Regions from separate parts of the Homo sapiens genome. Here regions 1 and 3 are each linked to region 2. Evidence: read pairs that join two places in POLR2A ChIA-PET (ENCODE). Cell type or tissue: B cell. All regions are shown on one strand.

What was found. Peaks named below come from ENCODE experiments on the same cell type or tissue, not always from the same donor. Only the 100,000 strongest peaks of a DNase experiment are listed, where the experiment ranks them.
Region 1: POLR2A ChIA-PET joins it to region 2 with 6 read pairs; 6 of 35 experiments call an interaction of 5 or more read pairs at or near these places.
Region 3: POLR2A ChIA-PET joins it to region 2 with 6 read pairs; 8 of 35 experiments call an interaction of 5 or more read pairs at or near these places.

Annotation. Positions count from the first base shown.
Region 1 is chr3:47,145,872-47,148,371 of GRCh38, reverse strand. All of the region lies in intron 1 of SETD2 (SET domain containing 2, histone lysine methyltransferase), which reads left to right. Among named protein-coding and RNA genes, the nearest start is that of SETD2, 17 kb to the left of the region's middle. In B cell, no CTCF peak of the experiment used is centred here; no DNase peak of the experiment used is centred here.
Region 2 is chr3:47,226,770-47,229,269 of GRCh38, reverse strand. It overlaps KIF9 (kinesin family member 9), which reads left to right. Exons shown (of 21, transcript NM_182902.4): 21 at 568-1,272. The coding sequence ends at 618. All of the region lies in intron 2 of KIF9-AS1 (KIF9 antisense RNA 1), which reads right to left. Among named protein-coding and RNA genes, the nearest start is that of SNORD13J, 23 kb to the left of the region's middle. RefSeq lists an enhancer at 1,060-1,319. In B cell, no CTCF peak of the experiment used is centred here; a DNase peak (open chromatin) is centred at 1,369.
Region 3 is chr3:47,157,796-47,160,295 of GRCh38, reverse strand. The region is part of intron 1 of SETD2 (SET domain containing 2, histone lysine methyltransferase); the gene reads left to right. Among named protein-coding and RNA genes, the nearest start is that of SETD2, 5.1 kb to the left of the region's middle. In B cell, no CTCF peak of the experiment used is centred here; no DNase peak of the experiment used is centred here; H3K27ac peaks cover 1,663 bases.

The sequences.
Region 1 (2,500 bases), 81 kb after region 2:
ATCCCCTGAGGTCAGGAGTTTGGGACCAGCCTGGGCAACATGGCAAAACCCTGTCTCTACTAAAAATACAAAAATTAGCCCGGCGTGGCAGTGGGTGCCTGTAATCCCAACTACTTGGGAGGCTGAGGCAGGAGAATTGTTTGAACCCAGGAGGCAGAGGTTGCAGTGAGCTGAGATCGCGCCACTGCAATCCAGCCTGGGTGACAGAACGAGACGCTTTATCAAAAACAACAACAACAACAACAACAACAACAACAACAAAACACAACCAAAAAAACAAGTTTCAGTTGGTTATGTTATAGTTGAAGCCTAGGTTTACTAAAATATATTTTTAGCCCACCAATGAGTATAATACTTTAATTTTGTAAGAGGGTTCTAAGCATACCTTTATGAACAAGAGTGCAGAAAGTATAGGAGCTGAAAGAAAATATCTTTTTTTTTTTTTTTTTTTTTTGAGACAGAGTCTTGCTCTGTCGCCCAGGCTGGCGTGCAGTGGTGTTTGCTCACTGCAAGCTCCGCCTCCCGGGTTCATGCCATTCTCCTGCTTCAGCCTCCCAAGTAGCTGGGACTACAGGCGCCCACCACCTTGCCCGGCTAATTTTTTTTGTATTTTTAGTAGAGACAGGGTTTCACTGTGTTAGCCAGGATGGTCTCGATCTCCTGACCGTAATCTGCCCGCCTTGGCCTCCCAAAGTGCTGGGATTACAGGAGTGAGCCACCGCGCCCGGCCTAGAAACTATCTTAAAAAATGACATGCTGGCTGGGCACAGTGGCTCACACCTGTAATCCCAGCACTTTGGGAGGCTGAGGCAGGTGGATCACCTGACATCAGGAGTTCCAGACCAGCCTGGTGAAACCCTGTCTCTACTAAAAATACAACAATTAGCTGGGCGTGGTGGTGCATGCCTGTAGTCCCAGCTAGTCGGGCGGCTGAGGCAGGAGAATCGTTCGAACCGAGGAGGCAGAGGTTGTAGTGAGCCAAGATCACGTCACTGCACTCCATCCTGGGCGACAGGGTGAGACTATGTCTCAAAAAAAAAAAAAAAAATGACATGCAGTGGCTAGGCTTGGTGGCTCACGCCTGTAATCCCAGCACTTTGGGAGGCTGAGGAGGGCAGATCACCTGAGGTCAGGAATTCGAGACCAGCCTGGCCAACATGGTGAAACCCTGTCTCTACTAAAAATACAAAAAAAATTAGCGGGTGTGGTGGCGAGTTCCTGTAATCCCAGCTACTTGGGAGGCTGAGGCAGGAGAATTGCTTGAACCTGGGAGGCAGAGGTTGCAGTGAGCTGAGATTGCACCACTGCACTTCAGCCTGGGCAACAGAGTGAGACCCTGTCTCAAACAAACAAAAACAAATATGTTACAGCTCTCATTTATTGAGTATAAACTCTCTGCCAGGCACTATATGAAGGAATTTTTTTTTTTTTTTGAAGACAGGGTCTCACTCTGTCACCTAGAGTGGACTAGTAATGCAAACCTGGCTCACTGCAGTTTTGACTTCCTGGACTCTCAAGTGATTCTCCTGTCTCAGCCTCCCAAGCAGCTGGGACCACAGGCAAACGCCAGTATACCTGGATAATTCTAAAATTTTTTTGTAGAGGCAAGATCTCTCCATGTTGCCCGGGCTGGTTTTGAACTCCTGGCTTCAAGCAGTCATCTCGCCTTGGCCTCTTAGAATGCTGGGATTACAGGCATGTGCCATCATGCCTGGCCTATATGAAGGAATTTTTTTTTTTTTTTTTAGACGGAGTCTCACTGTGTCGCCCAGGTTGGAGAGTAGTGGCATGACCTCGGCTTACTGCAACCTCTGCCTCTGGATTCAAGCGATTCTCCTGCCTCAGCCTCCCGAGTAGCTGGTATTAGAGGCGACTACCACTATGACTGGTTAATTTTTGTATTTTTAGTAGAGACGGGGTTTCGCTATGTTGGCCAGGCTGGTCTTGAACTCCTGACCTCAGGTGATCCGCCTGCCTCGGCCTCCCAAAGTGTGGGAATTACAGGCGTGAGCCACCACACCCGGCTATATGAAGGATTTTAAATAGACACTCGTTCTCTTTTTAAAGTAAATATAGTACTATTTCAGTTTTATAGCTAGCTTCTTTGGCCTCCATTTCTTTTAGTAACTTAGGTTAAAAAACTTTGGAGTCAGTATTCAAATTCAGGTTGACTGAATATAAGAGCTTTTGCTCCTAATATATTGTACTGTGGGTGGTACCTCTCCAGCTGACATTTTGAGAGTACAAGATGGGAGATAAGAGCAAGTGGGATATGCTTTCTGGACAGAGGCACTAGAAAGACCATAGCAGACAATTTAGGCTGTATAGCTTTTTTTTTTTTTTTTTTTTTTTTTTTGAGACAGGGTCTCGCTCTGTCACCCAGGCTGAAGTGCAGTGGCACCATCATAGCTCACTGTAGCCTTAGACTCCTGGGCTCAACTGATCCTCCTGCCTCAGCCTCTTGAGTATCTGGGACTATAGATGTAAGCCACTATACCCA
Region 2 (2,500 bases):
ATTCCAGTTTAATATGGGAGCTTCAATTCAGACTCCTACTTTGTGGGGAACCTAAGATTCCATGTTCCAAGCTAGTTTTAGCGTTTGCTGGCTTACAGCCCACTGTTTCTGTTTCAGCCTACAGTTTTCACCTGCTTTCTAAGAGCCTAGTGATGCATTAAAAAGGTATAATTTGTGAACATCTGATTGATTGCAGTGGCAAAGAGAGGGCCCTTCTGAATACCTGGCCCCTAACTCCTCTGGAGATAGAACCCTCTTCTTTTCTTTCTGAACCTATTCCCTATCAGAAACTCCCAAGAATGCCCTTGAAACCTATATGCCTCCTTTCAAATATGCCTGCCAGACTGTTTTAAAATAGTTTTACACACTTTCTTTAGGATAAAAGAATGAAAGAGTTTGAATGGATGTTATTTCTCAGAGAATTGGGGCTACTCAGAAGGAATCCTTGTCCACAACCCATGATGTTTGCAGGAGGAATGATAGGGTGAATGTGAGTGGCCTGGTCTGAGTCCCTGCTATGTCTGTCCCTCCTAATAAGTTCCTGTTTTCTCTTCCCTCTGTGTCCAGCATAATTACTTGAAAACCATGATGGGCCTCCAGCAGGCACATAGAAAATAGAACCTCATCGCCAGTACCTTAAAGGACAAGACCAGCAACTCCCACCTACTGTAGTGGAGCTGCTCAACCACCTGCCCAGAGCTGCAGCCCCCTCTACTCCAATGCTGGGACCCAGCACAGAGAACACATTTGGCCTGCATGTTGGGAGGAGCATCCTCCAAGGACAACCTTGCTCATCTCCACAGAGCACTTTGGGTTTTAATTCACTGTCTTATATGCAGGGACAGGATAAAATAACTTTCTAGTTTGGACTTTCAGTGCTCATCTGAGAACTTTGTCTTATTTCCTGTCTGAAAGGACATATTCTCTATGTATGTGTGAGGTCAGAACTGAGTCTCAAGTAGGAAGGCAGAAAAGTAGCTCAGCCAGGCTCCTCCTGGCAGGCCTTTGTCACACTGGTCAGCCCCTTTCCTGGATAGACATCCTAGGGTGGGGGTGGTGAGCTCGGTCTGAGGAGCTCTGCTTCTCACAGCTCCCTCAGACCCTAAGTTCTCTCAAGACATCTTTTCTGTGTTTCTGAGCCAGTGAAGAAGACAGGAGGAGGCCCTCCTTCATTTGGCAACCAGGGGAGGATAAGGTCTAGCCACAGAGACCAGAAAGGGATGAGGCAGAGCTGGCTCCATGTACCAGGGAATAAATGAGCAGCTTCTGGGAGACATGTCCTCTGCATGTTTCCAGAACACCACGGCCTTCCCTACGCAGCATGCACGGCCACCAGGCACCAGGGTGCCTCCCCTCCCCGCTTTCTCTCTCCGTGTAGGCTGCACTGAGCAGAAGTGAAAGTGAACGATTTACCCTGAATAGGAACTGGGATCACTGTCAAGGCTGAGCAGGGAAGAGAGAAGATATCACTCTCTATCAAGTTACCAGGCTGCAGCTTGGGCCCTTGGTGGTGGCACCAAAGGGAAAGAGTTCATTACTTTGCTCAGAGAACAAACTCAGGCCCTCTGGGGCCTTCCAGGCTGACTGATACGCCCCTGGGTTGGTAAACCAAGTCTCCACTGAGCGAAAAGTTTCAGTGCTTCCTTGGAATTGTATCTCACCCCCTCTTCTGTTCTTATGGGTCAAGGCCTTGGCCTGACACTCTGTGGGTGCTCCCCCGTCTGACACCCTCATCAGGGCCTTGAGGTTTCTGTTATTCTTCCAACAGTGGGAGAGGAGGTTCTGCTCACCTGGCAGTCCTGTCATGGGAAGCTGTGAGAGAAAAATACATCACTTCTGATGGGTGATATCTAGCTCTGGGACCACTTTGTATGAGGAAAGATGGAAGGAACTAGGTCTGCTTACCTGAAGAGGAAGAGAAATGTGACAGAGGCCATGAGGGGCTGCCAGGTAGAAGGGAAAGCAAGAGGATGTGGATGTGGGCTGAATGAGTAGCAAACATTTTTCCCAAAGGTTTTGTTGTTATTGTTGTTGTTTTTGAGACAGGGTGTCACTCTGTCATCCAGGCTGGAGTGCAGTGGTGCCATCACAGCTCCTTGCAGCCTCAACCTCCTGGGCTCAATCCTCCCACCCCAGCCTCCTGAGTAGCTGGGACTACAGGTGCGCACCACCATGCCTGGCTAGTTTTTTAAATTTTTTCTGGAGATGGAGTCTCACTATGTTGTCCAGAATGGTCTTGAAACTTCTGGGCTCAAACGATCCTCCCACCTCAGCCTCCCAAAGTGCCAAGGGATTACAGGTGTGAGCCACCTCTCCTGGCTAAGATTGTTATCTCAAAATAAGAAGAGGCTTAAAATGAGAGCAGTCCTGGCATGAAGTCATTAGTGAGGGCCCTGCAGCAGTAGGCTGTCTGGCAAGGAGGTTGCACCTGGTTGAAGGTTGAACTGGATAGTATCTATCCAATCAAAAACCCTGTGATTCTGCTCTTCAGCCCATCAGC
Region 3 (2,500 bases), 69 kb after region 2:
AAATAATGTAGAGTGTTCAAAGGTAAGTGCTTTGGAAAGTGGAATAGAGTAAGGGGGATTCAGAATTGTTGAGGAAGAGGTTGCAATTTAAAGTGAGGTATACTGGGTGAGTATCCTTGAGAGAGTGATATTTAGGAAAGATTTAAAGGAGAAGTAGCCATGTTAATAACTGGGGTGAAGGCATTTCAATAAGAGGGAATAGTTTCAAGGTGTTGAGGCAGACCTGTGAGTTTTGCCCATTATGGCTAGAATGGAATGAGCAAGAAGGTGTAATAATAAACTGGGTTAGGGTGAGATGGGGTTTAGCTTTTTTTTTTTTTTGGAATGGAGTCTCACTCTGTCCCCCAGGCTGGAGTGCAGTGGTGTGATCTCGGCTCACTGCAACCTCTGCCCCCTGGCTTTAAGCGATTCTCCTGCTTCAGCCTCCTGAATAGCTGGGATTACAGGCGCCTGCCACTGTGCCTGGCTAATTTTTGTGTTTTTGGTAGAGATGGGGTTTCACCTTCTTGGCCACGCTGGTCTTGAACTCCTGACCTCATGATCCACCTGCCTTGGCCTCCCAAAGTGCTGGGATTACAGGTGTGAGCCACTGCTCTCGGCTGAGGTTTAGCTTTTTTACAGTCTTGTAAAGCCATTCTAAGAACTTTGCCAAGAGTTTTGAACAGAAGAGTGACATAGTCTGCTTTCAGTTTCAAAGGATCATTTGAATTGCAAAGGGAACAACAGTGGAAGCCTGGAGACTAGTAAGGAAGCTAGTAATCCAGAAAAGAGATGCTGCCAGTACCAAGATGGTAATATAAGAGTAGTGAGAAATGGATGGATACTGGATATGTTTTGAAGATGGAACTAATATGACATGTGAGAGAGGAACCAAGGATGATTCCAGGGTTTCTGGTCTCAGCGTTAGAAAGTTGCCATCAACAAAGACAGTGATGACTAAAAGGAGCAAATTTGAGGACTAGATTAGGAGGAGTTCAATTTTAGGCATAGTAAGTTTGAGATTGCCTGTTAGATATTGAGTTGATTTGATAACCAAGTCTGAAGTTCAGGGGAAAGGTCTGGAATGGAGATAAATTTTGTTTTCACCAGTTTAGGTATTATTCAAGCCATGAAGCTGGATGAGATTACCAGAGAATCCTTGGTAGAAAGAGAGAAGGGCCAAGGATTGGTCTTTTTATTTTTTTTTTAAGATGGAATCTTACATTTTCCCCAGGCTGGTCTTCAGCCTGGGCTCAAGCCATTCTCCCACCTCAGCCTCCTGAGTAGCTGGAACTATAGATGTGTACCACCACACTTGGCTTGATTGGTTTTTTAAATGCCTGTGTTAAGAGAACTGTTTTAGTGTGCAGTTTGAGGTTTTAACATGGATGACATCTGTGAACTTGGGAAAATTACCTCTTCGGTAACCTCTGACTAGAAGTTAGCATTTCTTTCAATTACTAATATAAATAACAAACTACAGTAGTATTAATTGTGATTTGTGTAGAAATCAGATATTTTAATAATAAAATATGCAGGTGACTCTTGATCAAACATGGGAGTTAGAAGTACCAATCTGCAACACAGTCAAAAATGTGCATATAACTTTTGTCTCCCTCAAAACTTAACTGCTACTAGGATACTGTTGACTTTACTGAGAACATAGTCTACTAACACATACTTTGTTGTATGTTATGTGTATTATATACTGTATTCTTACAAGAAAGTAAGCTAGAGAAAAGAAAATGTTATTAAGAAAATCATAAGGAAGTGAAAATATATTATTCATTAAGTGGAAGTGGATCATCATAAAGGTCTTCATCCTTGTAGTCTTCACACTGAGTAGGCTGAGGAGGAAGAAGAGGAGGGGGTTTTAGTCTTGCTGTCTTGAGTGACAGAGGTGGAGGAGGTAGAACTGGAGGCAGGCACAAGGTGTGTAACTTTTATTGAAAAAAATCTGTGTATAAGTGGACCTGGACAGTTCCAGCCCATGTTGTTCAAAGGCAAACTGTATTGTGGTTTTTATAGAATCTTGAAATATGTTTATCATTATATCAAAATCCACTAGATTGAGAAGCACATACTAAGCAATATGACACATTGGTTTTTTTCCCCTCAATATAATTGTCTTCCTTTGCAATCATATGTATTTTATCTTATGCATTAAAAAATATTAGACTGAGAAGGAATCCACAAGCTTCATTAGATTGCCAAAATGGTATAGGGCACAAAAAAAGTTAAATCCCTGGGCTCTGGAGACAGAACTCCTGGTTTAGAATCTCATCTCTTTTACTTAATTGCTTTGTGAACCTAGGCAAGTTTCTTAATTACTCCTTACCTATAAAGTGGGGATCATGGTAGTATCATCTGCAAAGGGTTTTATGAGAATTTAAGAATTAGGACAGTGTTAGTTTCTTTTTTTTTTCTTTTCTTTTTTTTTTTTGAGATGGAGTTTTGCTCTTGTTGCCCAGGCTGGGGTACAGTGGCGTGATCTGGGCTCACTACAACCTCTGCCCCCTGG